2 separate regions of the Homo sapiens genome follow, and region 1 is linked to region 2. The links are chromatin loops, found by intact Hi-C in ENCODE. Cell type or tissue: mammary epithelial cell. All regions are shown on one strand. Each heading gives the region's core, and the rest is flanking DNA. Links, peaks and the distances in the headings are about the cores only.

Region 1 (15,581 bases), core at 7,325-9,824, 68 kb after region 2:
ACTACAAGTCCTGCTTGATGTTCCCCAAAAGCCTACCACTGAAAATATATCCCAAGAAAGCAGAGGCTATATAACCTAGTGATAGATTAAACAGGCCCCGATAGTAAGAAGCAGCAGCAAATCATCCAGACAATCTGACTTGAGCAAATAGTGACTTCATTATTTTCCCTTCACAGTAAACCCGTGCCTCTGTCATATAAAAATGGGCAAAGCATCAAATTATTATCTTTTCTATTTGTCTTGGTTTCCAAATGGACTGAGCCAGTGACTTGGGCAAAGAAAAAAGGGGTGGCAATTCACAAGCTGAAGTCACAAGCTGAAGTTGTTCAGCTTCTGCCCGAAAGTCTCTGTGAGAGGCTGCCGATTAGTATCTCCTGGGCTGTGGGGTTGGTCTGAGCGCTGGTTTGCAGCCCAGGAGTGTGCTTGTTCTCTCCCAGGCCCCCTCTCCCTTTCACTCTCAGGTTAGCACTGAGTGTGAAGGAGAGTGATATTCCTAGAGACTAACTTCAAATATGCTCAAATCTTAAAAAAAGCAAAGAGTCCATAATCTTGCTACTTTAATTATGACCAGTAACAAGAGATTTGCAATACACTTCACAAGTCTGTGACTAGATTGACTACAGACATGAATGAAAGCAGAGAGCAAGGTGGTTAAACAGTGCAGTGTCAGTTGACTAATCACACCCCTCTACTTCCCAGGGGATGATATGCTTCTGTTGATAAGGCATCATCATGGAACTCTGGTGATGATTATAAATGCAAATGTAGTTTTCTCTTAAAAGCATAGGGTTTTTGTTCTGTTTTGTTCTTTTCTAAATGACAGATCGTTATCCTAACTGCTCTCTCAACTGTGAAGATGCTTCTCTTCCCTCTTGGTGCTATCTTAGATGCCACTGGGTGCAGTTGGGACAATCATACCTGAGGGTCTTCCCAGAAATAGGGGTTGTGGTGAAGAGCCCAAATATTGATAAACACAGTTATTCCTGAGTAAACAGAAGAAAAAGCAGGTAAGTGCATGAGCGAAGATTCTGTCTTTTTTTTTTTCTCTTTTACTTTTTTTTTAAAATTATACTTTAAGTTTTAGGGTACATATGCACAACATGAAGGTTTGTTACATATGTATACATGTGCCATGTTGGTGTGCTGCACCCATTAACTCGTCATTTAACATTAGGTATATCTCCTAATGCTATCCATCCCCCCTCCCTCCACCCCACAACAGGCTCTGGTGTGTGATGTTCCCCTTCCTGTGTCAATGTGTTCTCACTGCTCAATTCCCACCTATGAGTGAGAACATGCGGCGTTTGGTTTTTTGTCCTTGCGATAGTTTGCTGAGAATGATGGTTTCCAGCTTCATCCGTGTCCCTACAAAGGACATGAACTCATCATTTTTTATGGCTGCATAGTATTCCATAGTGTATATGAGCCACATTTTCTTAATCCAGTCTATCATTGTTGGACATTTGGGTTGGTTCCAAGTCTTTGCTATTGTGAATAGTGCCACAATAAACATACGTGTGCATGTGTCTTTATAGCGGCACGATTTATAATCCTTTGGGTATATACCTAGTAATGGGATGGCTGGGTCAAATGGTATTTCTAGTTCTAGATCCCTGAGAAATCGCCACACTGACTTCCACAATGGTTGAACTAGTTTACAGTCCCACCAACAGTGTAAAAGTGTCCCTATTTCTCCACATCCTCTCCAGCACCTGTTGTTTCCTGACTTTTTAATGATCGCCTTTCTAACTGGTGTGAGATGGTATCTCATTGTGGTTTTGATTTGCATTTCTCTGATGGCCAGTGATGATGAGCATTTTTTCATGTGTCTGTTGGCTGCATAAATGTCTTCTTTTGAGAAGTGTCTGTTCATATCCTTCACCTTCTTGTTGATGGGGTTGTTTGTTTTTTTCTTGTAAATTTGTTTGAGTTCATTGTAGATTCTGGATGTTAGCCCTTTGTCAGATGAGGAGATTGCAAAAATTTTCTCCCATTCTGTAGGTTGCCTGTTCACTCTGATGGTAATTTCTTTTGCTGTGCAGAAGCTCTTTAGTTTAATAAGATCCCATTTGTCAATTTTGGCTTTTGTTGCCATTGCTTTTGGTGTTTTAGACATGAAGTCCTTGCCCATGCCTATGTCCTGAATGGTATTGCCTAGGTTTTCTTCTAGGGTTTTTATGGTTTTAGGTCTAACATTTAAGTCTTTAATCCATCTTGAATTAATTTTTGTATAAGGTGTAAGGAAGGGATCCAGTTTCAGCTTTCTGCATATGGCTAGCCAGCTTTCCTAGCACCATTTATTAAAAAGGGAATCGTTTCCCCATTTCTTGTTTTTGTCAGGTTGTCAAAGATCAGATAGTTGTAGATATGCGGCATTATTTCTGAGGGCTCTGTTCTGTTCCATTGATCTATATCTCTGTTTTGGTACCAGTACCATGCTGTTTTGGTTACTGTAGCCTTGTAGTATAGTTTGAAGTCAGGTAGCATGATGCCTCCAGCTTTGTTCTTTTGGCTTAGGATTGACTTGGCGATGCGGACTCTTTTTTGGTGCCATATGAACTTTAAAGTAGTTTTTTCCAATTCTGTGAAGAAAGTCATTGGTAGCTTGATAGGGATGGCATTGAAACTATAAATTACCTTGGGCAGTATGGCCATTTTCACGATATTGATTCTTCCTACCCAGGAGCATGGAATGTTCTTCCATTTGTTTGTATCCTCTTTTATTTCATTGAGCAGCGGTTTGTAGTTCTCCTTGAAGAGGTCCTTCACATCCCTTGTAAGTTGGATTCCTAGATATTTTATTCTCCTTGAAGCAATTGTGAATGGGAGTTCGCTCATGATTTGGCTCTCTGTTTGCCTGTTATTGGTGTATAAGAATGCTTGTGATCCTCAATAAAATACGAGCAAAGATTCTTTCACATCTATTCATAGATTTCATAACCAAGGAAAGAATTCTACAATCATAATTTCGTTAACCATTTAAGAAGCGTCTGTTATGATGACACTTAAATGGGTGCTGTGAAGATCAGTGAGATCTACTCTAGCCTTCAAGGAGCTCACAGTCCATTGGAAGAGACAGGCAATTGCAACACATGGTAATAAGTCAGAAGGAAGCCTAGGATGCTTGGGGAATTGAGAGGGGAACCTCATGTATAGAGCCTTTGGATGTATGCAAGAGAAAAGGCCCAGGCGAGGCATGCTGAGCTGAGTATAATGAAATCGGTAGGGGAAAACCAGGTAAAGAGAAGAATGTTCAGAAAGGAATTTGAGGCAGATAAAAAAGCATGAAGCCAAGCTTTAATACTTGAGAAAGCATGAGAAATTTGGGTGACTGGGAGGTTGTATAACAGGATTCAGGGAGCAAAGTGTCCATAGATCAGCCTGTGGAGGTTGGCTGGGCTTGTACCTTAAAATGGGAAAGAGGTCATGCTAAGGATTTTAGGTTGAAACCATTATGGATCACTGAGAAGTTTAAGCAGAGAGTGAGAGTATTGTCTTTTTTTTTTTTCCTTTCCTAGTCAGCTACTTGGGAGATTGTATTATACTTTGGAGCCATAGAACCATATGGGATATAGTGCCAATATGGCACTGAAGTAATATTTTATCATGTTATGGAATATCCATTGATCAGGGTGGAGATGATATGGGTTTCTCCTGAAACCTATAAATGTAATAAATTATATTAATGGATTCCTAATATTGAACAATCTTTTCAGTTTTGGAATATGACCTACTTACTTGGCCATGATGCACTGTTTTATTTTATTTTATCTTTTTGTAGAGATGGGGTCTTGTGTTGCCCAGACTCAAGCGATCCTCCCACCTTGACCTCACAAAGTGTTCGGATTACAGGCATGAGCCACCTGCCCAGCCAATACATTTATTTCAATGAGCTATTGGATTATGTGTACTAATATTTTATTTAAAATTTTTGTACTTATATACATAAGTGATTTTTATCTAAATATATTTTTGTTCAATTTTTAGTAGGTTTGTTATCAATGTGATACTTCCTTAAATAACTTTCTAAGTTTTTATTTTTCTATGCTCTGGACAACTTTAAGTATTACTGGGATTATATGGTCTTTACAGGTTTGAAAAAATTTGTGAAAAACTGCATAGGTCTGGTTCCTTTTCAGGGGCTCTACAATTTTTCTCTAGTCCTGTGAAAATTGGCATGCTTAGACTATTTATCTCTACCAGCATCAGTTTTAGTAAATTATGTATTATACAATTATCTAGTTTTTTTCCTGGTTTTTCAAGTCTCTGTGCATACACTTGTGTAATATTAGTTCGTGGTGTGTCTCTTTGTTGACCAGCCCCTCCCCCACTGGCTATTGTGTTTTTTGACTAGTTTTGCAACCGTTCTGCTTTCCATACCATTACCTTTTGCTTTCGCCTTTGTTAATTCACCTGTTTCCTTTTAGTTTACTCTTTTATTCTTTCCCCAACTGATTTATTTCCAGTTGTTTTCGACGTCAATGTTTAATTTAATTCTTTTATTAATAAAAATATTTCGCATTTACTATTATAGCTTCTCTTCTGAATGAATGCTGCTTTAGTGGCAAACCATTAATTCTCATATGTAGAGTTTTCAGGGTCATGATTTGATTTTGTAATTTTGCTTTAGCCCAAGAGTTTTTAATGGATTAAACAAAAAACTCCAGATGAATGAAACTTTTTGAAAAATTTTTGTTGCTAATTTCCATTTTTATTGTCTTCATTTAAAGAACACTATTTTGTAATGTTTCTCTTTTAGTAATTAAGTTTTTTTATTGTGGTCTAGTATACAGTCAACTTTAAGCAATGTTGCTGGTGTACTTAAAAGGAAAGTCTGTCCTCTATTAGTGGGGAAAAAGTTTAATATTGTACGCATAAAGTCTATCTTATTAATTACATTGTTTAGATCGTCTGTATACTTTATTTGTTTGGTTTGCGTAGGTCTTTGAAAGGCAGTTAAAATCTGTTAGTAGGGTGCCTTTGACTGTTTTCCTTTTCATTTCCTATAGTTTGCTTTAAAAAATTGCAGGGCTGGGCACAGTGGCTCACCCCTGTAGTCCCAGCACTTTGAAAGGCCCAGGCGGGTGGATCACAAGGTCAGGAGACTGAGACCATCGTGGCTAACACGGTGAAACCCCGTCTCCACTAAAAATACAAAAAATTAGCCAGGCGTGGTGACATGCGCCTGTAGTTCCAGCTACTTGGGAGGTGGAGGCAGGAGAATTGCTTGAATCTGGGAGGCAGAGTTTGCAGGGAGCAGAGATTGCACCATTGCACTCCAGCCTGGGCAACAGAGCAAGACTCCATCAAAAAAAAAAAATTGCAGATGTGTAACTTGATACATAGGTAGGTATCAATAGCTGTCTTATGTTCATGATGAATTGTGGCTTTTAACATTATGAAGACTAATTTTTGAACTTCACCAATCCTGACATGGCCAGCTAGCTTACTGACTGAGGTAAAGACCTAATTTGGGTTAGAATGGCAACTGGAACACCATAACAGTGCTGCATCCACACAGCAAAGATCACTTTCAAAAAACAAATGGCCAGGTCACCGTTAACGAATTCTTCCTAAGTGATTAATCCACATATTGCTAGCTAATCAAGGACATTCAAGAAATTTGCTTTCTTAACATGGGTCAGAGATTTTGAAGTTTAGAGCTTCAAAAACCCAATGTTATTTAACTCTCCCAAGCCTCAATCATAGGGTCTAACCTCTATGGTTGGATTAGGTTTATATCCTGGCAGTACACATTCTTTCATTTTTCAATTTTTGGTTCCAGAAGCCTTGTTCTCTTTTAAATGGTTTCTGGAAGTCTCACCAAGATCATCAGAACAGACTGCCCATTGAAGTTCAGTAGTAGCTAATACCTAAGAAGTATGATTCACAGGCTCATCAATTATTAGCTCCTTTGGGTGAGTCTCAAATCATGGTCAATGAAAAAATTTTTTTGAGACAAGGTCTCACTATGTTGCCCAGGCTGGAGGGAAGTGGTGTGATTATAGTTTGCTGCAGCCTCAAACTCCCAGGCTAAAGTGATCCTCCCACCTCAGCCTCCTGAGTAGCTGGGATTACAGGCACATGCCAGTGTCCTCAGATGAGATATTTTTGATTTCCTAAGTCTGTTATTGTCTTTCTTAGGAGTTTCTGCTTGCTCTAGCTTACAGCCAGTGTCTAGTTGATTGCCATGGATCTCTCCCATGAGTGGCACAAAACCCATTGTGTTTTGTTCTATTTAGTGATTGTGAATTATTTAGGGGATTTCATGGAACACCCATTTTTTTGGGCCATGTCCCTCTCCACTGAGGCTTACTGGACCATCAGATTCATGGCACATACTAGGCCATTGATAGGTCTGTTATTGGCTATTGAGGGAATCTGTTGTTTTTGTTTTTCTGGCATGGGTTTTATTAATCCAGAGAATCACACTGACACCTTATGAGCATATTCATTATAATAAAAAAGCATGCACATTATCTAACAAAATTACATATTTAAACCAAGAATACGTCAGAAAAAGACATAATTTGAAAATTTCCTACTTTATTGAGGTCTTAAATCTCCATGGAGCCTTAGGGCAAAAAGGAAATAGAATTCATAACTTTTGGTGGTTTGTCATCTTTTTTTTTTTTTTTGGCCATGTAGAAAATCTGAAAACACCTCAATGACTCTAACTCAATGTCAGTGAAGATTCCCTGGAAAAAAACTTATGAAAAGCAGATTAATGACTGCCTGCAACTGATCTGATTTTATCTTCATCCTCTCTCTAAATCTGTCTTCCTAACTCCAATTTCTTTGTTCCACAAATCTAGGTAATTCTGAGCAAGGCTCAAAATATCTCTTAATAAGATTAGTGAAAAGGGATCTGCATTGTCCAGAAAAAATGACTGCTCTCCCAGGAATCTGTGTATCATTTGAGTCACAATCTGTCAGCAGAGTGGACATCCCCTTTTCTCTGCCAGAATAAAGAGTCTTTAATTGTACCCTAGGCTCTAAATTAAAAGTTAACTTTTAAAAGATAAAATATAATTTTTAGGATTGACTATTTCTTTTAGGTGATTAATATACACTTTTCCTAAAGTAGCTCAGCCTTACTAAGCTTATTAAGACCACAATTTCTAAACCTTTTCTATGGGATTAAAAAGTAGAGCCACCCTCTACTCTCTGCAAGTCTTTCTGCAGCCACCCTCTCATTGCCTTTTAAAACTGGGAATTTCTCTTCTTGTTTAATTTGGCAGCCCAATCCTACCTTCTTTTTTAATTTCATAAATTCATTAAAATCTCTCTCTCTCTTTTTGTTTGTTAAATACCTTCCTTCCATTCTTTTCACTTTTATGGGATTATTTCTTTTTGCATTTCAGTGTATGTGTATAAGTAGGATCTTAGGAGGGACAAGTGGCAACAGAATCACCCAAGTGGCTTTCTTGAGTTGGAACTTAGAATTTACCTAGACTTATGATTTATCTTTTATAAGTAGATTGGTTTGTAGATACCTAAGTATGGAAATATAAAACTTAGGGGACTCTGGCATTTGAAGATTGACAAAGGCAATAACTGAGACCATGGAAGCAAGGTTGTTGAGAAGGAAATAGCTGATATTCTAGGACTTGGATACTGTCTGGGTAAGGAAGATGGTGGAGGTGTGAGGATGACTTCTATCTTTCTCACTTAAAATTACTCACAGACAGTGGTGCCATTCATTAATGTAGCAATCCAGGAGGAGGAATAGGTTTAGGGGAAGGAGGTAGATGACATGCTTTCTTTTGGACATTTTGCACATCATAGTATGCTCAGAACAAAGCAAAGTGCCTAGAGCAAATGTTTAATATGCACTTGTTGGGCCAGCAAATGAAGAGAAGGGCACACATAATGTAGTAGGTCTTTTGCCAAGAGTGAATGGGACCATGGCACAGGCACAGGTAGAGAGTGATGACAATGTGTAAGTGATACTGTGAGGTGTGGGAGAGAAAGCAGGCATCATAAACATGTTTCTTTTTAGAAATAAACAGGATTTCTGGGTAATACAGGGGAAGAGGTGGGTCTGGCGGATATGAGGCATCCATTTGCACATGCTTTGTTGTGCTATAGCTGCATTCAAGGGCCCATTAGCAGGGCAGAGAAAGCGTATAGAGGAATTTAATGCTGGTTGAATTACTGATGAGTGACAGTAGAGAAAGGGAAAATATTCAAGGAAGTTGACGGCATTGCCAAAGGGGAAGTTGGAGTGATGAATCCAGGCATCCAAGCCTGGGGTGAAGAAAGTGAAGTTGTGGAGTGCCTGTGTGTATGAGAGGGGCAGGAAGGAAAGCAGGGTAACAGGAAATGAGACAGATGAGCACGTGAGGTGCAGTGAAGGCCTGAAAGCTCTGGAGGGCAAGAAGGTGTGGCGGAAAGGAATGTAAAGTGAGGTGAAGGCAACTCTGCGTGTGCACTTCCTGTCCCTTCATTGTAGCTTGAGGGAGATTAAGGTGCAGCCCTTGAAGGCACTTGGAGGAAAGGGCAGAGACTGCAGGAGACCAGAGATGACGTATAAGTAGCCTAAAACTGAGTCAGCCGGGTGGAGCCAGCTCTTCCACCAACATCCATGCGGATCTCAACAGCATTGTCTGAAGCCCAGAAAGTTACCCGCAGCAGCTGCAAAAGCCACAAGATCAGGAAAGTGAAAGGAACATGAAACAGAAAGGACCTGAATGGGAAAAATTAGAAGGCATGCTGATTCTCACATTTTCAACATGTAGCTTTTGTATGGGTCGGGGGATTTTAAGATTCTGTGGATTACAGGGCTTAGGTGATCTAGAATGGAAGTAGAGAAAATAATTTTCTTGTGTTGGAAGGCAGCAATAAATCATCATTTTATTGATGTTGAAAAAAACCAGAGCTTATTGACAGGATTTAGGTATTATTGAAATGCAAGATTAAGGGAAAAGGTAGTAAAAGTTGACTCTGAGCTGTTTTGTTGGAGCAACTAGGTGGGCGGAATATTATGTGTATGGATGCAATATTATGTAGGTAATAAATATTACAATAAATACCATGTGAAAAATAACACTGAATTAAAAAGAGGAAACTTCTTTAGATACTAGATGATTGCAAAGATCCCCATGATAGCAAAGATCTTTCTCTGGAGAGATCCCAGAGAAAGCTTAAGTTGTTGCTTTAGTGTAGTAGTTACGAGCGCAGACTCTAGAGTCCCACTACTTGGGTTCAAGTCCTAGTTCCACCATTTACCAGAGATGAAGTTTTACCTTTTTGTTCCTGTTTGTCTAAAATGTGCATAACACTAGTATTTCCACAGCAGAACTGGGGGGCAGGAGGATGGGTGGATAAAATGAGTTAACACATGCAAAACATATGGAACAATGCTTAGTCCCTAGTAAGTACTAAATAGTTTTTGTTTTTGTTATTACAATAGTAAAGTTGATTTTGTAGGAAACAAATATTTAATTGCTATTGGGCAACTATGGTAGCACAGTAGCAATTAAATATTGCTACATTTAATTAGATTGCCCAATCAAATCCAATATTTGAAAGACGGTTAAATTGGAGGAAGTTGTAGAAACACATCTCGACATAGGTCAAAGATAAATTCTGGCTCATTCCTTTATGTCTCTAATGTTGCCTTTCAATCCATCTTGCATTCCACCAATGTATTAATCTTTCTAAAAAATAACTATAATCATGCCACCCAGCTTAGACGTCTTAAATCTGTCTGCTGCTTGATTGAGAAAGACTGAACACAAAGGTTGGCCTTCAGAAAACTCTATGATCTGGCTACATCATGGCTCCAGGTATAGTCCCACAATTTCCCTCTGTGAATCCTGGAGTCTGTGGATTACAGCAATTGCTCCAGTGACATGCCCTGCCGGTGTGCGTGAGGGAAGGGAGAAGGCAGGCTGCCTGCTGCTTTGTGTCTGCTCTTCTCTCTGCCCACAGTACTGCCTCTCTCATCTTTGCTGATATAAATCTAGTCCTTTAAGTTTCAGCATTAAAGCCGTGATGCTTCACGAAGGCCCCCTCACCCAACCCTCAGTCCATATGGCAGGATTCTGTACCTTTGCACCTTGATAATCCTGTGCCTGTTTGGATAGTCCTGAGAGCTCTATCCTCTTTCTCCCTCTCTGGGAAATAAGAATGGCCCTAGGTTCCACAGAGTCTAAGGATAAATAACTGTTAAAGACATGAGTATGTTAAGACATTTCAATCCAGCACAGCTGCATTGTTAAAAAAAAAAAAAAAAGTTTTAAGACCTGCAGGTAAGGAGCGTCCATCTGGAAAGGTGATGGGTTTGTCGAGTAACCGGGATATGTTTACTACCGGTGCGTAGAGGCGGAGGCATTCCTTGATGCACATCGTGGTGTAAGGCATCTGGCTCAGGTGTTCCCTGGGTAGAAGCACAGGAGGAAAGGAAAAGGAGGAGTAGTCACTTAGGCATTGCACTGAAAGCCCAGCTTTTCTCCATTTTTGTAACTGAGAATGATTTTGTTCTTTACCCAAAGGAGGACTTCAGATGTATCAAGTATGTCTTAGGAAAAGCTAAATGTTAACACTTACCACTTTTCACATGTAACTGTAAGTGATTCTCCCCCCCCCGCAGATATAGGGCTCTTATCCTGAGACATACTTATTCCAGGGCTCCTGTGACCAGTATCACACATCTGTGAAAATTTGGTAGAGACATGGACTGTATTTATATCCAGAGTGCCTCTTCTATGAATGAATAAGTATTTCTGCCTCTTTAGAATTGTAAAAAAATATAAAATAGGGATGTGGCTCTAAGATGGCTGACTAGCGGCATCTGGTACTCGCCTCTTCCACAGACAGGAACCAACATAGCAAGTAGATAATTACACTTCAAATAGATCATCTAAGGGAGAACGCTGGAATTCAACAGAGAAGTGATGGAAAGCACCAAAAGCAAGGAAGGAGAGGGAAGTGAGGCAGCCTGTTTGGCGGGGATCAACTGGGAGTCTGGAGAAGCTCTTTAATTTGGGAAAAGAATAAGTGAGAGCCCTCCAGTGATCCACGTTCCCACCACGGACTCCTACAATACTAGCTATGGAAGAGCCCACTAACCTTTGCAGGCCCTGAGACTAACATAAGGAGCCGGCTGGAGATTGCATGAAGACATTACTCCAGAGAGAGAGCTCACACTGGGTCCCACAAACCCCTGAGTCCTCAGCAGCTGCAGTGTGGCATCATCTGGAGAGCTCAGCCTCCATCAGACTGTGTCTTGCCTTGGGGTTCAACAGCCTCTACATCTCCACATCCCTGAAGCCCCAGTGACATTCCCCACCACAGCTGCTGTGGCTGCTGCTGCTGGTGCCAAGGTGGGAGCCACTGCCAGTGACCCTATCACCCCCAGCAGAGGGGTGGGCACACATTTTCATGCACCCTGAGGACAAATTCCACTGCCTGTAACTGTAGCTGCAAGGGCCAAGGTGCTAGCAAATCATGAGTCACCCTCATCCCACAAAAGCCTTTTGCTTATGGCTGCTCCAAATGAAAGCAGCGCCTCCCTTGTGGTGAGCCTAGATCGTGCCATTGCACTCCAGCCTGGGCAACAAGAGCAAAACTCCGCCTCAAAAAAAAAAGCAGCCCCAGCCCCTCCCTCTCCAGTAGCAGGGCCATAGCTCAGCTGCTGCCATTCTCATCTGAGCATTCTTGTAGCAGCCTGGGGATCACCCTGTCCCTGCCTACCATAGCCAGCACCTGCATACACTACTAGGGGGTCTGAGGGCAGATCTGCTCAGGCTGGCTCCACTCCTCCCAGTACCTGAGCATGCTGTCTAGGGCCCTAGAGACTGCCCTGCCCAGTCTATCATTGGCACCTGAGCACTTCTCCTGGGGTCTGAGGTTGGGCTCACTCAATCTGCTGCTACCACCACAGCTGGTATCCACCCACATGTGTCAACTGCGGGCTGGGGACTGGCCTGCTCAGCCCATCACCGCCACCACCAATACCAGCGTGGACTGCTTAGTATCAAGCAGGTTGTCCGACATGCCTGATGCCTAGGTGCGCAAGAGCTCACCCACCTACCTGACCCACCACTGCCATTTCCAGAACCCAGGCAAGCCACCTGGAAAGAGTTGGTCTGCCTGGAGTAGCTAACACTGGTGCTAGTATACATCACCTTGGTGCCCAAGAACGGGCATGCTCAGCCTACTGTAGCCACTGCTGGGACCCGAAGACTGGCCCATGTATCCCATTCCCCAACAAAACTTCACCACAGCTTCCACTAACAACCACATGCTAAGCCACTGAGTAAATCACAGACAAAAATGATGCTGTTTATAGTTGAAGAAATCATACAGCGATTACACTACTGCACATGCCCAGAATCAAAGCCAAAGCATCCTACCCAATGAACACTATGCATACATTTTCAGGAAAAGTCCTCCCCTATGAAAGCAAATTCAAAAAATTGGAAAAAGCAACTGTTACACAAGATGCACAAATACCAATGTAAGAACACAGGAAACATGAAAAGCAAGGAACTATGACACCTCCAAAACAACACAATAATTTTCCAGCAACATATCCCAATCAAAAAGAAATTTACAAAATCCTGGGAAAAGAATTCAAAATATTGACACTAAAGAAGCAAAATATTGAGGCTGGGTGTGGTGCCTCATGTCTGTAATCCCAGCACTTTGGGAGGCAGAGGCAGGAGGATAACCTGAGGTCAAGAGTTTGAGGCCAGCCTGGCCAACATGGTGAAACCCTATCTCTACTAAAAATAAAAAAACTTAGCTGGTTGTGGTGGCATGTGCCTGTAATCCCAGCTACTCAAATGTCTGAGGCAGGAGAATTGCTTGAACCCGGGAGGTGGAGAATGCAGTGAGCCAAGATCGTGCCATTGCACTCCAGCATGGGCAACAAGAGCAAAACTCTGTCTAAAAAAAAAAAAAAAAAGAAAAAAAAGAAAAAAAAAAGAAGAAGGTGAGATACAAGAGAATGCAGAAAAACACTAAAAAGAAGTCAGACAAGAAATTCAGGATATGAGTGAGAAATCCACCAAAGAGATAGATATCATAGAAAAAGATGGCTCACACCTGTAACCTCAGCACTTTGAGAGGCTGAGGCAGTAAGATGGCTTGAGGCCAGGAGTTCAAGACCAGCTTGGACAACATTGTGAGATCCTATCTCTATTAAAAAAAAAAATTAGCCAGGCATGGTGGCACATGCCTGTAATCCCAGCTACTTGGAAGGCTGAAACAGGAAGACTGCTTGAGCCCAGGAGTTTGAGGCTGCAGTGAGCTATGATCATGCCACTACACTCCAGCCTGGGTAACAGAGTGAGACTCTCTCTCTTAAAAAAAAAAGGAACTGAACAGAGATTCTGGAGCTGAAAAATTTATTGAATGAAATACAAAATACATTTGAAAGCTTCAACAATTAGAGTAGATCAAGCAGAAGAAAGAATCTCAGACCTTGATGACAGGTCTTTTGAAATAACCCAGTTATACAATTTTTTTAAAAAAAGAATAAAAAAGAATGAGCAGAGCCTATGTGACATATAAGACACCATCAAATGATCAAATATTCAAATTTTTGGTGTCCCAGAAGGTGAAGAGGAAACAAAAGGGTTAGAAAACCCATTTAATAAAATAATAGACAACAACTTCATAAGTCTAATAAGAGATTTACACGTCCACATACTGGAGGCTTAAAAATCCCCAAATAGATACAATTCAAAAGGTCTTCTCTACAGCGTATTACAGTCAAACTGTCAAAAGTCAAAGATGAAGAGAAAATGCTAAAAACAACAAGAGAACAGTGTCTAGTCACTAGTCACTTATAAAGAAACCTCCATTAGGCTAACAGTAGATTTCTCAGCAGAAGCCTTTCAGGCCAGGAGAGAATGGGATGATACATTTGAAGTGCTGAAAGAAAACAATGGTTAGTCAAGGATACTATTCCCAGCAAAGTTATCTTTCATAAATGAAGGAGAAACAAGCAGAAGCTGAGGGAATTCATCACCACTGGCCTTAACCTATGAGAAATGCTCAAGGGAGTCCTATACCCAGAAGTAACAGAATGATAACTGCCATAATGAAAATACTTGAAGATATAAAAACCACTGGTAGAACTAACACACAAACAAGACAGAGAAAAAGCTCAAATGGTACCACTACAGAATACAACCTAACCACAATGCTAAATGATGGGAGAAAGAAAAGAACAAAGTATATACAAAACAACCAGAAATCAATTAATAAAATGACAGGAATATGCCATCACATATCAGTAATAACCTTGAATGTAATGGAATTAAAATTTCCACTTAAAAGGTATACATTGGCTGAATGGATTGAAAAACATGACCCAACTATATGCTGTATACAAGAAGCTCATCTCACCTGTAAAGACACATATAGACTGAAAGTAAAGCAATGGAAAAAGATAGTCCATGCAAACAGAAACCAAAAATGAGTAGGAGGAGCTATGTTTATATCAGAGAAAAAGTAAAAAGTAGTAAAAAAGACATAGAAAGTTATTATATAATGATAAAGGGATCAGTTTAGCAAGAGGCTATAACAGTCTAAACATGTATGCATCCAACATTGGAGGACCCAGATATATAAAGCAAATATTGTTAGATCTAAAGAGATACACTTTCATACCATAATCGTTGGAGACGTCAGCCCCCTACTCTCAGCTTTATTCGAGTCATCTAGACAAATTTCTTTATAAATTTATTAATTTATAAAGAAACATTGGATTTAAATTGCACGTTGGACTAAATGTACCTCCCAGACATTTACAGAATATTTTGTCCAATAGGTGAAGAATACATATTTTTCTTATCAGCACATGGAATATTTTCCAGTATAGACTGTATGTTAGGACACAAAAGTCTCAACACATTTTTAAAAAATTAAAATCATATGAATTGTCTTCTTAGACCACAAAGGACTAAAATTAGAAATCAATAATAAGAGGAACTCTAGAAACTGTACAAATACATGGAAATTCAACAACATTCTCCTGAACAACAATTGGGTCAAGAAAGAAATTAAAGAGGAAATAAAAAAATTTCTTGAAACAAATGAAAGTTGAAACACAACATACCAAAACCTATGACATACAGTAAAAGCAGTGCTAAGATGGAAATTATAGTAATAAGTGCCTACAGCAAAAACCTAGAAAGATTTCAAATAAGCAATCTAATGAGGCACCTCTAGGAAGTAGAAAAACAGGAACAAGCCAAACCCCAAATTAGTAGAAGGAAAGAAATAACAAAGATCAGAGCAGAACTAAATGAAACAGAGGTTAAAAGAACAATGCAAGGATCAATAAAATGAAAGTTGGTTTTTGAAAGATAAGTAAAATCAATAAACCACTGTTAGACTAATGAAGAGAAAAAGAGAGAAGATCCAAATAAAACCAGAAATGAAAAAGAAGACATTCAACTGATACCACAGAAGTACAAAAGGTCACTAGAGACTATTATGAACAACTGCACACTAACAAACTAGAAAACCTAGAAGAAATGGATAAATTCCTGGAAACGTTCAACCTACCCAGACTGAACTGGGAAGAAATAGAAAACCTGAACAGACCAGTATGAGTAGTG
Region 2 (15,581 bases), core at 6,358-8,857:
ATCCCTGAGACTCTGGGCTTTTCCTTGCTCAGCGCCGCTCACCCTCTGCCTCTGTGCTGGAGGTGTCACAGTGGGTTCACACAGATCTAGCTCTGTCTCCCTCCAGTAGCCCCTCCGTGCTGGGCTTTGGCATAGGAAGTGTCAGGAAGCAGTCTTGGGTTGAGACTCAGGAAGCCCAGATCTGAGTCCTGGGTCCTCTGGCAACTTGTGTGTGAACTTGGGAAAGCTGTTGTCCTCTCTGAGCTGAGCTTTCTCTCCGTGGAAGATTTGGCCAGTCTCACGGCAGAGCTGGAGGAGAGCCCAGTCCTTGCCTATGCCTGCCCTCCCAATGCCCAGTCCTGGGGTGGGAGTCAGGGTTGGGAAGGGAGGATCAGGAAACTGGGTCCTAGTAGGAGCAGGGGAGAGGGGAGGCATGCCTTGCCTGGCTGGCTGAACCTGGAGGCCCCTCACCTCTGTGACTGTTGGCCTTATGCGAACAGCTTCTGTCTCTGTCCAGGGTGATAACCTGAGAGACTCATCCAGGATAATTCCCAGATCCAGAGAAGTGGGGCCAGAAGGTAGGAGGCCATCCACCTTGTCCCAAAGGTCTCCCTCTGCCACTTGTCTCAACCTGTCACAGCCCCCTTGCTTTATGTTATGGCCATTGTTTTGCTATTCCAAGGCTTCACCAAGTACCACTGGGGAAGACTCATCTTAAATGGGAATCATCTCTTCTCACCTCATTGGGTTTAGGATGCAGCCTGCAGCAGAGGGAAGAGGCCTGTGGGTCGGGGAGCAGCGGCTTTGCTCCAGGCCTATCCTTGCTTTTCTGCGTGTCTTGAGACAAGTCACCTCCCCTCTCTGGGCTTCGGCTTAATGAACTGTGGCTTGTGATTTCTACTCTAGGCTTTTGCTTACGTGGCTGCCTGTGACTCATGCCTTTTCACCCCACCTCTGCCAGTTTAAACTCTGCGCATTGTTTTTTCTTGACCCAACCAAGGTTCCTCCTCTTCTGGGAAGTCTTCCTTGATTAGACCAGAGGGCAAAGCCAGGCCAGCAGCCAGCCCAGCTTCTCCACTCACTGAAGGAGAGACAGAGGTTCCTAGAGGGTCAGGCCTCTGCTAAGGCACAAACAGTCCCCTCTTCCTTTCCTGTCTCCTGGTGGGAAGCTTCTGACTGCCGGATCCGATTCTCCTTGCACGAGGCCACATTTCCTCCCAGCTCTGCCCTCAGTTGTCCCTGGGGGGTGGGAGTGGGTTCGAGTCAGGTCACTCCACCAGCCTGCCAGGGCCAGAAGGCAGAGCCACCATCCCTGTCTCCCTGCAGCAAGTGAATCCCAGCCCCTCACACCTGTGAGGTTTTGCCAGGAGAAGCCTGCTTCTGCCTGGGCTCACCTTGCTCCCCAGCAGCTGTCTGAGGCCTCTCCAAGAGCCTCCTTGGCCCCCTTCTCATTCTGTCTTGCTCAATATGGGCAGATCTAGGAGAGTGGGAACCCTAGGGGCTCCTGCAGGGGCTGGGCCGGCACTGACCTTACAGCCCTTCACCCTCACCCCATGTTCCTGCCCTGATCCAGAGGGGAGTGCTGGGAGCAGGGAGCTGCTGGCCCCAGAACTGCTGAGACCCCCAATCCTTATCGCTCATTCCCACCTGCCAGCCTGGCCAGATCGGGGAGGGAAAGGAGGCTGGGCCCGGGCCAGGGTGGCGCTTAATGACCCTCCGGGGGCCTAATCTCAGACTGGCAGCCACGGAGTGGCTCAGGCGCGCTCCTGGAGAAGGCTGATAACGCACCAGCTGGGCCCCCACCATCTATCGCTGCACAGCCAGTCCCAGGGGCAGCCTCCCAGGGCCTGGGGAGGGGGAGCCTCTGGACTAGGGCGGGGCTGGAGGCGAGCTCTCCACCCCCAGCCCTGAGGGAGGGGATCCTGAGCTTCGTGATTGGCAGACAAGGGAGAGACCCAGCCTGCAGGAGGGGTGGGCTGGGCCTGGTGGGAACCTCCAGACACCTGTGCTCCTTCTCTCTTTCCTGCTCTCTTCCCAACCTTTTCTCCCCACGTAGGACCTCTCCTGCCCAGGCCTGTCTCCTCTTTGTCTCTCCCAGCCTCCATCCATCTCTGTCTCCCTGTTTCTCAGTCTCTCCACCTCTGTTTTTGTCTCATCCTCTGCCTCTCTCTCTCCTGTTTGCCTTTCTCCTCCTCCACCTGAGCTCAGTGCCCACCTCCTCTTTCTCTCTTGCATCCCTTTTCAGTTTCCAGCTGGTTCTCTTGGTTGTCCCCTTCCCAGCTGTCCCCTGCCTCCTAAGCTTCCTTGATGTCAACCCTTGGCCGGGCAGTTCCCACGATCTCATTGGTCTCACTTCTGTGTGTGGTATCATCTCTCTGTGGTCCCTTCCACCAGCTATCTGCCAGGATTGCAGGCTGCCTCAAGCCCTGGCTCTCAGCCCAGAATGTCCTCTTACTGTTGAGGACATTTTTGCTCTTCCTGGAACAGGGCTTGCACCTTGTTTTCCCCTCTCCCACCTAAAACATGTAAGTTTCATAGGGTTACATTATAGGTTATACCCAAACTCAGGCAGAAAAGAAAAGCCTCCACCCAGCAACTGCACAGTTGAGGGAAGACTGCAGCACTGCTTACTTCATTTAGACTTGAAGAGGAACTTCCAGCCAGGAGTTGGCTTTGAAAACAGGCTGTGGAGTTCCGTCTCCAGAGTGCCAGGTGGTCAAGGGGAGTTTCAAGATTACTGCCGTCATACTCAGAGTGACACATGCAGAAATACTATCTGTTTATTGTGCTTCAAGGATCCATTAGATCAGGACTATTGCTGGGCAAAGCCTCTTCCCGCAGCCTAGGGGTAGTAAAGGTGGGGGTAGAGGTGCTGGGGCTGGGGCCAGAATCACACACAGTCTGCTCTGGCCTCTACCCACCTTCACAGGGAAGTCAGGTGGCTGAAGCCAGCAGAACTTGCTCTGGGACCAGGGTGGAGGCACCTGCCTCCCATCCAGACCTGGCTGGAGGGTCTTGACTCCCTAGCTTGGCTCTCCTCCCAGGGTTTTTTTTTTTTTTTTTTTTTGTCCCTGGCAGTGCAGGGGTGGCCAAAAGCTTGAGCTTGGGAATCATGCCGATTGGTTCAAATTCCAGCCTGCTCCTCGATGCTTGTGGGATCGCCTAGCCTTTCAGATCTTCCATTCCTTTGCCGGTAAAATTGGCTCTATAGTACATTCCTTGCAGGGCTGCTGGGAGGAAACAGAGATGACATCCGTGTTATTATTGCTCCTGAGACTTGCCAGAAAGCCCTCCATGATCAGCGTAGATGCCATTTCTTCCCAGATGCTCCTTTCCCCACTCCTGGGTTCAGCACTTCCTCCGGGCAACTTCAGCCCCTGCTCCTCCCTCTCTTTGCACCCGCCCCACCTGCCCCACTCACTCCACCCACCCCAGGGTGCTGTCTACTTGTCTGCATCCTGCTCCTGCCCTGGGTCTGGGAGCTCCTCAAGGGCAGGAATGGAGTGACTTCCCTCTCTGTGCACCCAGGACAGGGCTGGACAGGAGAAGGGAAGCCCAAGGAGTGGTGAAGAGCCCCGAAGGAAGGGACTAAACTCCAGCCATCTGTCCCGCGGTGTCTGTTCATACTCCTCCTCCGTGCACGGGCTCAGACATACATATGCGCATATGCTCTGTCTCTTTCTGGTTGAAGGTCCTGGGAGCCCTCCGGAACTCTGCTGCCTGGCAGTCCTTCAGTTTCGGGAGCTTTTCTGTCTGCCCGTGGCCTCGGCTGCCACCTGGTGGCTGCACGCTCCAAAGGAAGCGTAGATTGATGAGAGCCTCGGAAGTTGAGCTTCAGGCGCGGCTCTTCCCCGTCACACTGGGACCGGACGCATTTCCATGGCGTGGTCCCAGGAACCTCTCAGGTCATGCCAGCAACTGGGACTTCCTGTGGAATGCAAGGGCAGTGGGGCCTCCGCGAGAGAGAGAGAGAGAGAGAGAGAGAGAAGAGAGAGATATTAAGGATGAATCCCAGTGTCTGCTCTGAGCAAATTGGAAGACGATGGCATCAGGGGCACTGCTCTGGGCTATATAGACTGTGCCTCCACTAAAGGGTCCCTGAGACCAGGTGTGGGCCCGTATCCCTGGAGGGAGAGGTAACTTCCTCTGATTCGAAGGCATCATATAGGCTAGTGAATGGCACTGAGAATGGCAGATGCCAGGGACAAGCAGGAGCATGTGTGGGATGAGGATGCGGCGTGGATGTGTGACGTTTCAGAGCCTGCAACACATCCGTAGGGAAGTCCTGGAGGAGCAGTTGGGTGCATGGTGGAGTTCTGAAACAGCTGGGCAGTCGGCACTTGAGCCAGAGATTCTGCTTTCGACCTGGATGCCCATTGAGAGGTTAAGAGCTCAGGTCTGGGTCAGGCAGCTTGGAAGCAGCACAGCTTGGACACTTGGTAGCCTGGGACTGTGGTTAAATCAACGTGACTCTCGGAGCTCCAGTTCACTGTAAATTAGGGCAGTAAATGATGTCTACATGATAAGTGGTGTTATGAATGTTAAACATTCACATGAAATACATAGAATAGTGCTTAGCATACAGTACACAATAACTGTTAGCTATTTGGAAAATTACTATTGTTATTATGATTATTTATTACAGAGTGAACTGAATTGGATGCAAGATCACGGTGCGTCAGAGCTAGCAAGATCCTTAGGATCATTTAGCCTGGTTTACTAATATTACACTATGGAATTTAAGCCCAAGGAATGGAGAGTACCCGACGAGCGTTATGTAAGGAGTCGAGTGAGAAGTAAGCTGGATGCTCTGCTTGGCTGGCAGGTACAGAATGTGCCAGACCCATCTGTACCAGCCTGGATCTCTTGAGGCATCAGCACAATGGACCTGGCCACACCAGTTTATTCCACACCGCTGAGGCTGGTACAGTTCTGGACATGGACTTTGTAAATAAATAACTGGGCCTTTGGTCAGTTCTAGCTGTGAGCTTGGAGGTATGGGGTGGGATGGTGAGGACAGGTGGGGGCAAAGTGAGGAAAGGGGCAGGGAGGAGAGGGGAGAGAGAAAAAGGGGAATGAGACAGGCTGAGCTAGTGAGCTGGAATTGGAGGTTGGGAACAGGCTTTCCTTGATGGTGGTGGTGCTGTTTTCTTTTTAATTTTAATTTAATTTTATTTTAAGTTCCAGGCTACATGTGCAGGATGTACAGGTTTGTTACATAGGTAAAAACATGGTGGTTTGCTGCAACTGTCAACCCATCACCTAGATATTAAGCCCAGCATGCATTAGCTATTTATCCTGATGCTCTCCCCACCCCTGCCCCAACAGGCCCCACTGTATGTTGTTCCCCTCTTTTTTGTTCACTTAAAAGATCCCACTTTTAAGTGAGAGTATGCAGTGTTTGGTTTTCTGTTCCTGTGTTACTTTGCTGAGGATAATGGCCTCCAGCTCCATCCATGTCCCTGCAAAGTACATGATCTCATTCCTTTTTATGTCTGCATAGTATTCCATGGTATATATGTACCATATTTTCCTTATCTAGTCTATCATTTATGGGCATTTGGGTTGATTCCATGTCTTTGCTACTGTGAATAGTGCTGCAATGAACATATGCTTGCATGTATCATTATTTTTTTATTTTTTTTGAGATGGAGTCTTACTCCCTCACCCAGGCTGGAGTGCAATGGTGCAATCTCTGCTCACTGCAACCTCCTCCTCCCGGGTTCAAGCAATTCTCGTGCCTCAGCCTCCCGAGTAGCTGGGACTACAGGTGCCTGCCACCACACCCGGCTAATTTTTTTGTTTTTTTGTATTTTTAGTAGAGACGGGGTTTTACCATGTTGTTCAGGCTGGTCTCGAACTCCTATCCTCAGATGATCCACCCTCCTGAGCTTCCCAAAGTGCTGGGATTACAGGCATGAGCAACCACACCCAGCCACATGTATCTTTATAATATAATGATTTATTCCTTTGGGTACACACCCAGCAATGGGATTGCTAGGTCAAATGCTATTTCTGGTTCTAGGTCTTTGAGGAATCACCACACTGTCTTCCACAATGGTTGTACTAATTTACATTTGCTGGTGCTGTTTTCTACATTGAATCTGAGGGCTACTGTATGATGTGTAAGACACTTTCTGATTGGAGCCTCACAATGATCCTACCAGGTGATTACAACTGAGCCCAAGTTTTAGAGGAAAAAAATGCAGACTCAGAGAGAGAAAAGTGATTTGCCCAAGGTCACATAGCCAGCTAGTGGCATTGAACCCTGGCCTTTTGACTTTAAATCTATTGCAAATTCTACCCCAGCATAGGGTTCTCTTTGGGGTGTGTGTGTGTGTGTGTGTGTGTGTGTGTGTGTGTGTGTGTGTGAAATGGGGAGATAAAGAAGCCAACAGTGTTTGCCTTTGCAGAGCATGCAGTCCATTTGGAAACATGCATGTGGGAAAGTGGGGAGGGACCCTGTCAAGCATCTAAGAGGAGTGGTGGCATTTGCTGTGTCCACCTCCATCCTTCCCACTCACTACTCAGCACCTATAGCCTTGTCGCTCTCCCCAACACTCTGCTGAGACTGTTGTCACCAAAAACACTATTGTCCGGCTCCCTGTTGAAAGGTAAGATGGTCTATCTGATTCTTCCGCTCTCAGTATAATAGGATGATCACCATTTTATCTGGGAAGCTGTTCCTGACCACCTGCCCTCAGCTCATCAAGCTTCTGTGAGCCTGCAGGCTCACCCTGGTCATGCCGCCCATCTCTCTGAACAAGATTGTGAACTCTGAACTTTGTGAGGCAAAGACCACATACACCTCTTTATTGCAATGTGCAAGTGTCCTGGAATATAGGAGGTCTCCGAGAGCTATGTGTTGACATGGAGACCTTATCCCTTGCACTCAGTTACACTGCTTCCAGTAAAGTATCAACTTCTAGATCAGCGCCTTCAGCTCCACTCCCTCCTGCACAGCTCCACAGGTACCTCAGGTCCAAAATGGAATTCTTGATCTTTCACCAACCTGAGTCCTCTGTTCCTGTAAGTGGCATCCATTCACCCAGACCAGAGATAGGGGAGTCACCCAGAATCCCCCTCTCCCTCAGTCCCTGAGTTTCACTTTCCAACATATCTCCCTCCAGGTTCTTTCCAACACATCTCCCTCCAGGTTCAAGCCTCGATCTTGCCTGATGTTTGCAGCTGCCTGCTCCCTTGTTTTTATTTTTACCCCCAAGTTTTCCTCTACACTGCAGCTAGGGAGACCTTTCCTGCTGGAATACAGCCATTCACATCTGCGAGAGGAATCTAAACTCAAGGCAGGTGTAGCCTAGTGGCTATGTGCATGAGCTTGAAGCCAAATTTCCCTGAGCAAATCCCATCCTGCCAATTTTATATTAGTGGGATGTACCCCAACGAGGGTATATCAGGGACTGAATATGCAAATTAGGGATAAAATGAGGCCCATCTTATGAGGTTGTGGTGAAGAGTAAATGGATGTAAAGAAAGCATGCAGTATGCTCAGTGAATGACAGCCATCGTGATTTTCCTTTCCTTGCCTGCAATATCTCGAGCAGCCACTAGATGACTCCACCTCCTTCTCCCTTTCCAGTGCTGCCAACACTACTGCTGGAACTTCTGCCTCCCCTCCCCTCCCTCACCACACATCTCCATGCCCGTGTTGTTCATGTTTTTCCTTCTGCTAGCCTCACCGTCTTCGGGGCGTCTCCCTGACATCTTTTACTACATCTCACCCTCAGCTCTTGGAGGACGGGATGTCCCCACGAAAACTGGCATAGTGCCTGCATTGAACAAGTACTCAGTGTTTGCTGAATGAATGAATGTGGGTTAGTCAATACTAGCTCAGCTGCTTACATCACTTAGCCTCCCCGGGTCTCAGGATCTCCTTTTATCTGTGGTGACCATCCAATGTAAAGCCCTAGCATAAGACCTAGCATGCTTTAGACCCATGGTTGCCGTGCACAGCCAGCTGCCTGTCAATCATTGCCCATTCCCATTGCCCACTAGCCATTGTCCACTCTATGTTCACCCCTGTTACCTCACCCAGCTGAGGGTCTTAAACATAGTTTTACCTCTTCTCAAAGGTCATTCTTTACTTGGTAGGGTAGGGTCTAGAAAGAGTCTGCAATTTGGTTAGAGTCTAGATTTAGTTTGCAACCCAGCTGGGCTGGGTGAGCCCAGGCTTGGCTGATGGTTCAGCTGAGCCCAGATGGCTCCCATCTGCCTGGAAAGCATAGGCTCAGCCTCCCCCTTCCCTGAACCCCTACCAAGCATCCTGGCTGGCTGTGCTCCTGGTCCTCTTTTACTCTAGTCCAGTTCCTGTCCTGGCTTGGGCTGGGGGTAAGGGCACTTGTTTCTGGCCACTCCTCATGGATCTCTAGTCTCTGCCTCTGTCTTTGCCTGCTTGACCCTGGTCCTTGTGCCACTTACATCAATGTCCTGAAGCAATGACTATTTTTTATAGGACCGACTCTCAGGAGATGAAGATCCAATCACTCTATCAAAGAATATGAGCATTTCCGAGGCTCTTGTAAGGTACATGCTTTCTATTGTTTTCCTTAAGGGTTGAATCCATCTACACTTAATCAATTCCACCACAGTGTAAACAGTGTGTGTGGAGGGGCGTGGGGGTGATGGTGGACTAACAGAGGCTGAACACTTTCCAAAAACTTGTTCCCAAAGTTTATTGCTTTCTCCATATGTAATACCAGTTCCTGTTCTCTGTATTGGTTGCAATATCTTTTTTTTTTTTTTTTTTTTGAGATGAAGTCTTTCTCTGTCACCCAGGCTGGAGTGCAGTGGTGCGATCTCTGCTCACCGCAACCTCCGCCTCCCGGGTTCAAGCAATTCTCCTGCCTCAGCTTCCCGAGTAGCTGGGATTACAGGCGCACGGCACTATGCCCGGCTAATTTTTGTATTTTTAGTAGAGATGGGGTTTCACTGTGTTGGCCAGGCTGGTCTGGAACTCCTGACCTTGTGATCCGCCCCCCCTTGGCCTCCCAAAATGCTGGGATTACAGATGTGAACCACCGCGCCCGGCCTGCTTGCAATATCTTGAACAGCCACAAGATGGCAGAACTTATATAGTTACTGGTTCAGCATTGATCGTCCCATGAATGTGAAGTTTACTTTTTGTCCTTTACCTGTTCAGTTGGGCACTGCCCTGGTGTTATGGACTGAATGTGAAAACTGATGAGAAGATCAATACTGGACCAGGAACTCCCCCATTACCAGTGCATAGAGGGGAGTCTGCCCAGGCTGGGGGTCTGAGTGGAGTGGCCATTGATGGATCCTTGGGGAGATGTGAGGGCAGATAGAACCCTGGCTAGAAGTCAGGTGTTCGGGATGCTAGAACTGGCCTTGCCCTGCCTCAAGTTCAGCTACCATTCATTTCTTGAGGACTATCTCTATGCCGTATTTTGTCCAACCACCACAGTGAAAGCACCCATCACCAGGGTTTGTGTCTTAGGCAGTTGGTTGTTTTATAGAGGTCTCAGGCAATGCAAAGCCCAAGACAAAACTGTGTGGTCATGGCGACCTGGCAATCTTTATTAAAATGGAAGCTCTGATGGCTGAATTTGTAAACCAGGTCGTTGTGATGCAGGAAAGTATTCTGGCAAGGGTGGATGAGTTTGGTAATGTTAGACACCACTTCTGGGCAGGAGTCTAAGGGTTCCGGAAGAGAAGAGGTGGAGCAGCATACTAACGGATGAAATGACTGGTGGCGAATGAGTTTACTTCTTGTCCTTTACTCATAACCTGTTCACTTGGGCACTGCCCTGGTGTTATAGACTGAATGTATGTGTCCCCCTCAAATTCATGTGTTTAAATCTTAGCCCCCAGTGTGATGTTATTAGAAGGTGGGGCCTTTTGGAAAAAATTAGGTCATGAGGATGGAGCCCTCATGAATGAGATTAGTGCCCTTATAAAAGGGACCCCAGCAAGCTCTCTTGCTCTCTTTCTGCCGTGTGAGGACACAGCGAGAGGACAGCAGTCTGCAGCCCCGAAGAGAGCCCTCACCAGCACCTGACCACGCTGCACCCTAATTTCAGACATCCAGCCTCCAGAACTGTGAGTACTATGCTGAAGAGAGCCCTCATCAGCACCTGACCAACCTGACCATGCTGCACCCTCATCTTAGACGTTCAGCCTCCAGAACTGTGAATACTATGCTGAAGAGAGCCCTCACCAGCACCTGACCATGCTGCACCCTCATCTCAGATGTCCAGCCTCCAGAACTGTGAGTACTACATTTCTGTTGCTTATAAGTGATCCATTCTGTGGTATTTTGTGAGAGCAGCCTGAATGACTACCTTGTGACTGAAGGTATACTTCATAATAGTGTTCGGGGTCACTGGGAAATGTGTTCAGAAGATTTCAGATGTGCATCAGCAATGGTCTTCTTCCATTTGTCCTGGAAAGAGATGAAAATCACATCACAAAAATGCTCATCAGTGTCTACTGGCCCTTTTCCTTACATATGCCTGAAACTCCAACCTCTATGGGTGCCTTTTAGTGCTTGTTTGGGCTGTGACATAGAGAGAAATTGAACAAAATAAATGTACAGTATAATTACAACTACTGTAAAGCAAAGCAATTTGCAAACATCAAAAGGAAATCCTGTGTCCAAACTGCCTACGTCCTATGGACCACACTGTGGGGCTCTGACAGTATTCTGTGTGACTGCCAGAAGATAACTTGACCCTCTTTAGCTAAAGGTAACACCAACCAGAGTCTCTATGATCTCTCACACACAATGCTCAGCATTTAATAAGAAATCAGTAGGCATGATGACCCATTCACCAAAAGCCAAAGAAAAACCAAAGCAGACAACAGAAATAATCCCATAGGAGAAACAGATATTGAGTATTCAGACAGAAATATTAAAATAGCCATGATTAATATGTTTTAGAAAATAGAGAGAAAGATGGAGCATCTCATCAAAGAGTTCCATCTATAAAAAGAGTGAAATGGGAATTCTGTAATTTTTATTTTATTTTTAATTTATTTATATATATATACATATATTTTTTATTATAGTTTAAGTTTTAGGGTACATGTGCACAACGTGCAGGTTAGTTACATACGTATACATGTGCCATGTTCGTGTGCTGCACCCATTAACTCGTCATTTAACATTAGGTATATCTCCTAATGCTATCCCTCCCCCCTCCCCCCACCCCACAACAGGCCCCGGTGTGTGATGTTCCCCTTCCTGTGTCCATGTGTTCTCACTGTTCAATTCCCACCTATGAGTGAGAACATGCGGTGTTTGGTTTTTTGTCCTTGTGATAGTTTGCTGAGAATGATGGTTTCCAGCTTCATCCGTGTTCCTACAAAGGACATGAACTCATCCTTTTTTATGGCTGCATAGTATTCCCTGGTGTATATGTGCCACATTTTCTTAATCCAGTCTATCATTGTTGGACATTTGGGTTGGTTCCAAGTCTTTGCTATTGTGAATAGTGCTGCAATAAACATACGTGTGCATGTGTCTTTATAGCAGCATGATTTATAATCCTTTGGGTATATACCCAGTAATGGGATGGCTGGGTCAAATGGTATTTCTACTTCTAGATCCTTGAGGAATCACCACACTGTCTTCCACAATGGATGAACTAGTTTACAGTCCCACCAACAGTGTAAAAGTGTTCCTATTTCTCCACATCCTCTCCAGCACCTGTTGTTTCCTGACTTTTTAATGATTGCCATTCTAACTGGTGTGAGATGGTATCTCATTGTGCTTTTGAATTGCATTTCTCTGATGGCCAGGGATGATGAGCATTTTTTCATGTGTCTGTTGGCTGCCTAAATGTCTTCTTTTGAGAAGTGTCTGTTCATATCCTTTGCCCACTTTTTGATGGGGTTGTTTGTTTTTTTCTTGTAAATTTGTTTGAGTTCATTGTAGATTCTGGATATAGCACTTTGTCAGATGAGTAGATTGCAAAAATTTTCTCCCATTTTGTAGGTTGCCTTTTCACTCTGATGGTAGTTTCTTTTGCTGTGCAGAAGCTCTTTCATTTAATAAGATCCCATTTGTCAATTTTGGCTTTTGTTGCCATTGCTTTTGGTGTTTTAGACATTGAAGTCCTTGCCCATGCCTATGTCCTGAATGGTATTGCCTAGGTTTTCTTTTAGGGTTTTTATGGTTTTAGGTCTAACGTTTAAGTCTTTAATCCATCTTGAATTAATTTTTGTATAAGGTGTAAGGAAGGGATCCAGTTTCAGCTTTCTACATATGGCTAGCCAGTTTTCCCAGCACCATTTATTAAATAGGGAATCCTTTCCCCATTTCTTGTTTTTGTCAGGTTTGTCAAAGATCAGATGGTTGTAGATATGTGGCATTATTTCTGAGGGCTCTGTTCTGTTCCATTGGTCTATATCTCTGTTTTGGTACCAGTACCATGCTGTTTTGGTTATTACAGCCTTGTAGTATAGTTTGAAGTCAGGTAGCATGATGCCTCCAGCTTTATTCTTTTGGCTTAGGATTGACTTGGCAATGTGGGCTGTTTTTTGGTTCCATATGAACTTTAAAGTAGTTTTTTCCAATTCTGTGAAGAAAGTCATTGGTAGCTTGATGGGGATGGTATTGAATCTATAAATTACCTTGGGCAGTATGGCCATTTTCACGATATTGATTCTTCCTACCCATGAGCATGGAATATTCTTCCATTTGTTTGTATCCTCTTTTATTTCATTGAGCAGTGGTTTGTAGTTCCCCTTGAAGAGGTCCTTCACATCCCTTGTAATTTGGATTCCTAGGTATTTTATTCTCTTTGAAGCAATTGTGAATGGGAGTTCACTCATGATTTGGCTCTCTGTTTGTCTGTTATTGGTGTACAAGAATGCTTGTGATTTTCGCACATTGATTTTGTATCCTGAGACTTTGCTGAAGTTGCCTATTAGCTTAAGGAGATTTTGGGCTGAGACGATGGGGTTTTCTCAATATACAGTCATGTCATCTGCAAACAGGGACAATTTGACATCCTCTTTTCCTAATTGAATACCCTTTATTTCCTTCTCCTGCCTGATTGCCCTGGCCAGAACTTCCAACACTATGTTAAATAGGAGTGCTGAGAGAGGGCATCCCTGTCTTGTGCCAGTTTTCAAAGGGAATGCTTCCAGGTTTTGCCCATTCAGTATGATATTGGCTGTGGGTTTGTCATAAACAGCTTTTAATATTTTGAGATACGTCCCATCAATACCTAATTTATTGAGAGGTTTTAGCATGAAGCGTTGTTGAATTTTGTCAAAGGCCTTTTCTGCATCTATTGAGATAATCATATGGTTTTGTCGTTGGTTCTGTTTATATGCTGGATTATGTTTATTGATTTGCGTATGTTGAACCATCCTTGCATCCCAGGGATGAAGCCCACTTGATCATGGTGGATAAGCTTTTTGATGTGCTGCTAGATTCTGTTTGCCAGTATTTTATTGAGGATTTTTGCATCGATGTTCATCAGGGATATTGGTCTAAAATTCTCTTTTTTTTGTTGTGTCTCTGCCAGGCTTTAGTATCAGGATGATGCTGGCCTCATAAAATGAGTTAGGGAGGATTCCCTCTTTTTCTATCGATTGGAATAGTTTCAGAAGGAATGGTACCAGCTCCTCCTTGTACCTCTGGTAGAATTTGGCTGTGAATCCATCTGGTCTTGGACTTTTTTTGGTTGGTAAGCTATTAATTATTGCCTCAATTTCAGAGCCTGTTATTGGTCTATTCAGAGATTCAGCTTCTTCATGGTTTAGTCTTGGGTGGGTGTATGTGTCCAGGAATTTACCCATTTCTTCTAGATTTTCTAGTTTATTTTCATAGGGGTGTTTATAGTATTCTCTGATGGTAGTTTGTATTTCTGTGGGATCGGTGGTGATATCCCCTTTATCATTTTTTATTGCGTCTATTTGATTTTTCTCTCTTTTCTTCTTTATTAGTCTTGCTAGCGGTCTATCAATTTTGTTGATCTTTTCAAGAAACCAGCTCCTGGATTCATTGATTTTTTGAAGGGTTTTTTTGTATCTCTATTTCCTTCAGTTCTGCTCTGATCTTAGTTATTTCTTGCCTTCTGCTAGCTTTTGAATGTGTTTGCTCTTGCTTCTCTAGTTCTTTTAATTGTGATGTTAGGGTGTCAATTTTAGATCTTTCCTGCTTTCTCTTGTGGGCATTTATTGCTATAAATTTCCCTCTACACACTGCTTTGAATGTGTCCCAGAGATTCCGATATGTTGTGTCTTTGTTCTCGTTGGTTTCAAAGAACATCTTTATTTCTGCCTTCATTTCGTTATGTACCCAGTAGTCATTCAGGAGCAGGTTGTTCAGTTTCCATGTAGCTGAGCGGTTTTGAATGAGTTTCTTAATTCTGAGTTCTAGTTTGATTGCACTGTGGTCTGAGAGACAGTTTGTTATAATTTCTGTTCTTTTACATTTGCTGAGGAGTGCTTTACTTCCAACTATGTGGTCAATTTTGGAATAAGTGTGGTGTGGTGCTGTGAAGAATGTATATTCTGTTGATTTGGGGTGGAGAGTTCTGTAGATGTCTATTAGAACCACTTGGTGCAGAGCTGAGTTCAATCCTGGATATCCTCATTAACTTTCTGTCTCGTTGATGTGTCTAATGTTGACAGTGGGGTGTTAAAGTCTCCCATTATTATTGTGTGGGAATCTAAGTCTCTTTGTAGGTCTCTAAGGACTTGCTTTATGAATCTGGGTGCTCCTGTATTGGGTGCATATATATTTAGGATAGTTAGTTCTTCTTGTTGAATTGATCCCTTTACCATTATGTAATGGCCTTCTTTGTCTCTTTTGATCTTTGTTGGTTTAAAGTCTGTTTTATCAGAGACTAGGATTGCGACCCCTGCATTTTTTTGCTTTCCATTTGCTTGGTAGATCTTCCTCCATCCCTTTATTTTGAACCTATGTGTGTCTCTGCACGTGAGATGGGTTTCCTGAATACAGCACACTGATGGGTCTTGACTCTTTATCCAATTTGACAGTCTGTGTCTTTTAATTGGGACATTTAGCCCATTACATTTAAGGTTAATATTGTTATGTGTGAATTTGATCCTGTCATTATGATGTTAGCTGGTTATTTTGCTTGTTAGTTGATGCAGTTTCTTCCTAGCCTCGATGGTCTTTACAAATTGGCATGTTTTTGCAGTGGCTGGTACCGGTTGTTCCTTTCCATGTTTAGTGCTTCCTTCAGGAGCTCTTTTAGGTGAGGCCTGGTGGTGACAAAATCTCTCAGCATTTGCTTGTCTGTAAAGTATTTTATTTCTCCTTCACTTATGAAGCTTAGTTTGGCTGGATATGAAATTCTGGGTTGAAAATTCTTTTCTTTAAGAATGTTGAATATTGGCCCCCACTCTCTTCTGGCTTGTAGAGTTACTGCCAAGAGATCAGCTGTTAGTCTGATGGGCTTCCCTTTGTGGGTAACCTGACCTTTCTCTCTGGCTGCCATTAACATTTTTTCCTTCATTTCAACTTTAGTGAATCTGACAATTATGTGTCTTGGAGTTGCTCTTCTCGAGGAGTATCTTTGTGGCATTCTCTGTATTTCCTGAATTTGAATGTTGGCCTGCTTTGCTAGATTGGGGAAGTTCTC

The links. Peaks named below come from ENCODE experiments on the same cell type or tissue, not always from the same donor. Only the 100,000 strongest peaks of a DNase experiment are listed, where the experiment ranks them.
Region 1: it touches region 2 in a loop (3-fold over the local background); 7 of 110 quality-filtered maps call a loop at or near these places.

The regions. Positions count from the first base shown.
Region 1 is chr1:47,100,931-47,116,511 of GRCh38, reverse strand. CYP4Z1 (cytochrome P450 family 4 subfamily Z member 1) reads right to left here. Exons shown (of 12, transcript NM_178134.3): 9 at 10,251-10,384; 10 at 919-983. All of the region lies in intron 5 of CYP4A22-AS1 (CYP4A22 antisense RNA 1), which reads left to right. Among named protein-coding and RNA genes, the nearest start is that of CYP4A22, 29 kb to the left of the region's middle. RefSeq lists enhancers at 2,961-3,503, 8,062-8,671, 11,678-12,398. In mammary epithelial cell, for the core only: no CTCF peak of the experiment used is centred there; DNase peaks (open chromatin) are centred at 8,313 and 8,581; H3K27ac peaks cover 2,205 bases.
Region 2 is chr1:47,167,493-47,183,073 of GRCh38, reverse strand. CYP4A22-AS1 (CYP4A22 antisense RNA 1) reads left to right here and starts at 3,451. Exons shown (of 6, transcript NR_199717.1): 1 at 3,451-3,884; 2 at 4,625-4,949; 3 at 6,005-6,146; 4 at 8,450-8,520; 5 at 10,038-10,225. It overlaps LINC00853 (long intergenic non-protein coding RNA 853), which reads right to left and starts at 3,824. Exons shown (of 2, transcript NR_047498.1): 1 at 3,636-3,824; 2 at 2,735-3,206. RefSeq lists a cis regulatory region at 1,746-1,763, enhancers at 1,682-1,826, 3,452-3,953 and a silencer at 8,903-9,197. In mammary epithelial cell, for the core only: a CTCF peak has its summit at 7,541 (motif pointing right); a DNase peak (open chromatin) is centred at 7,673.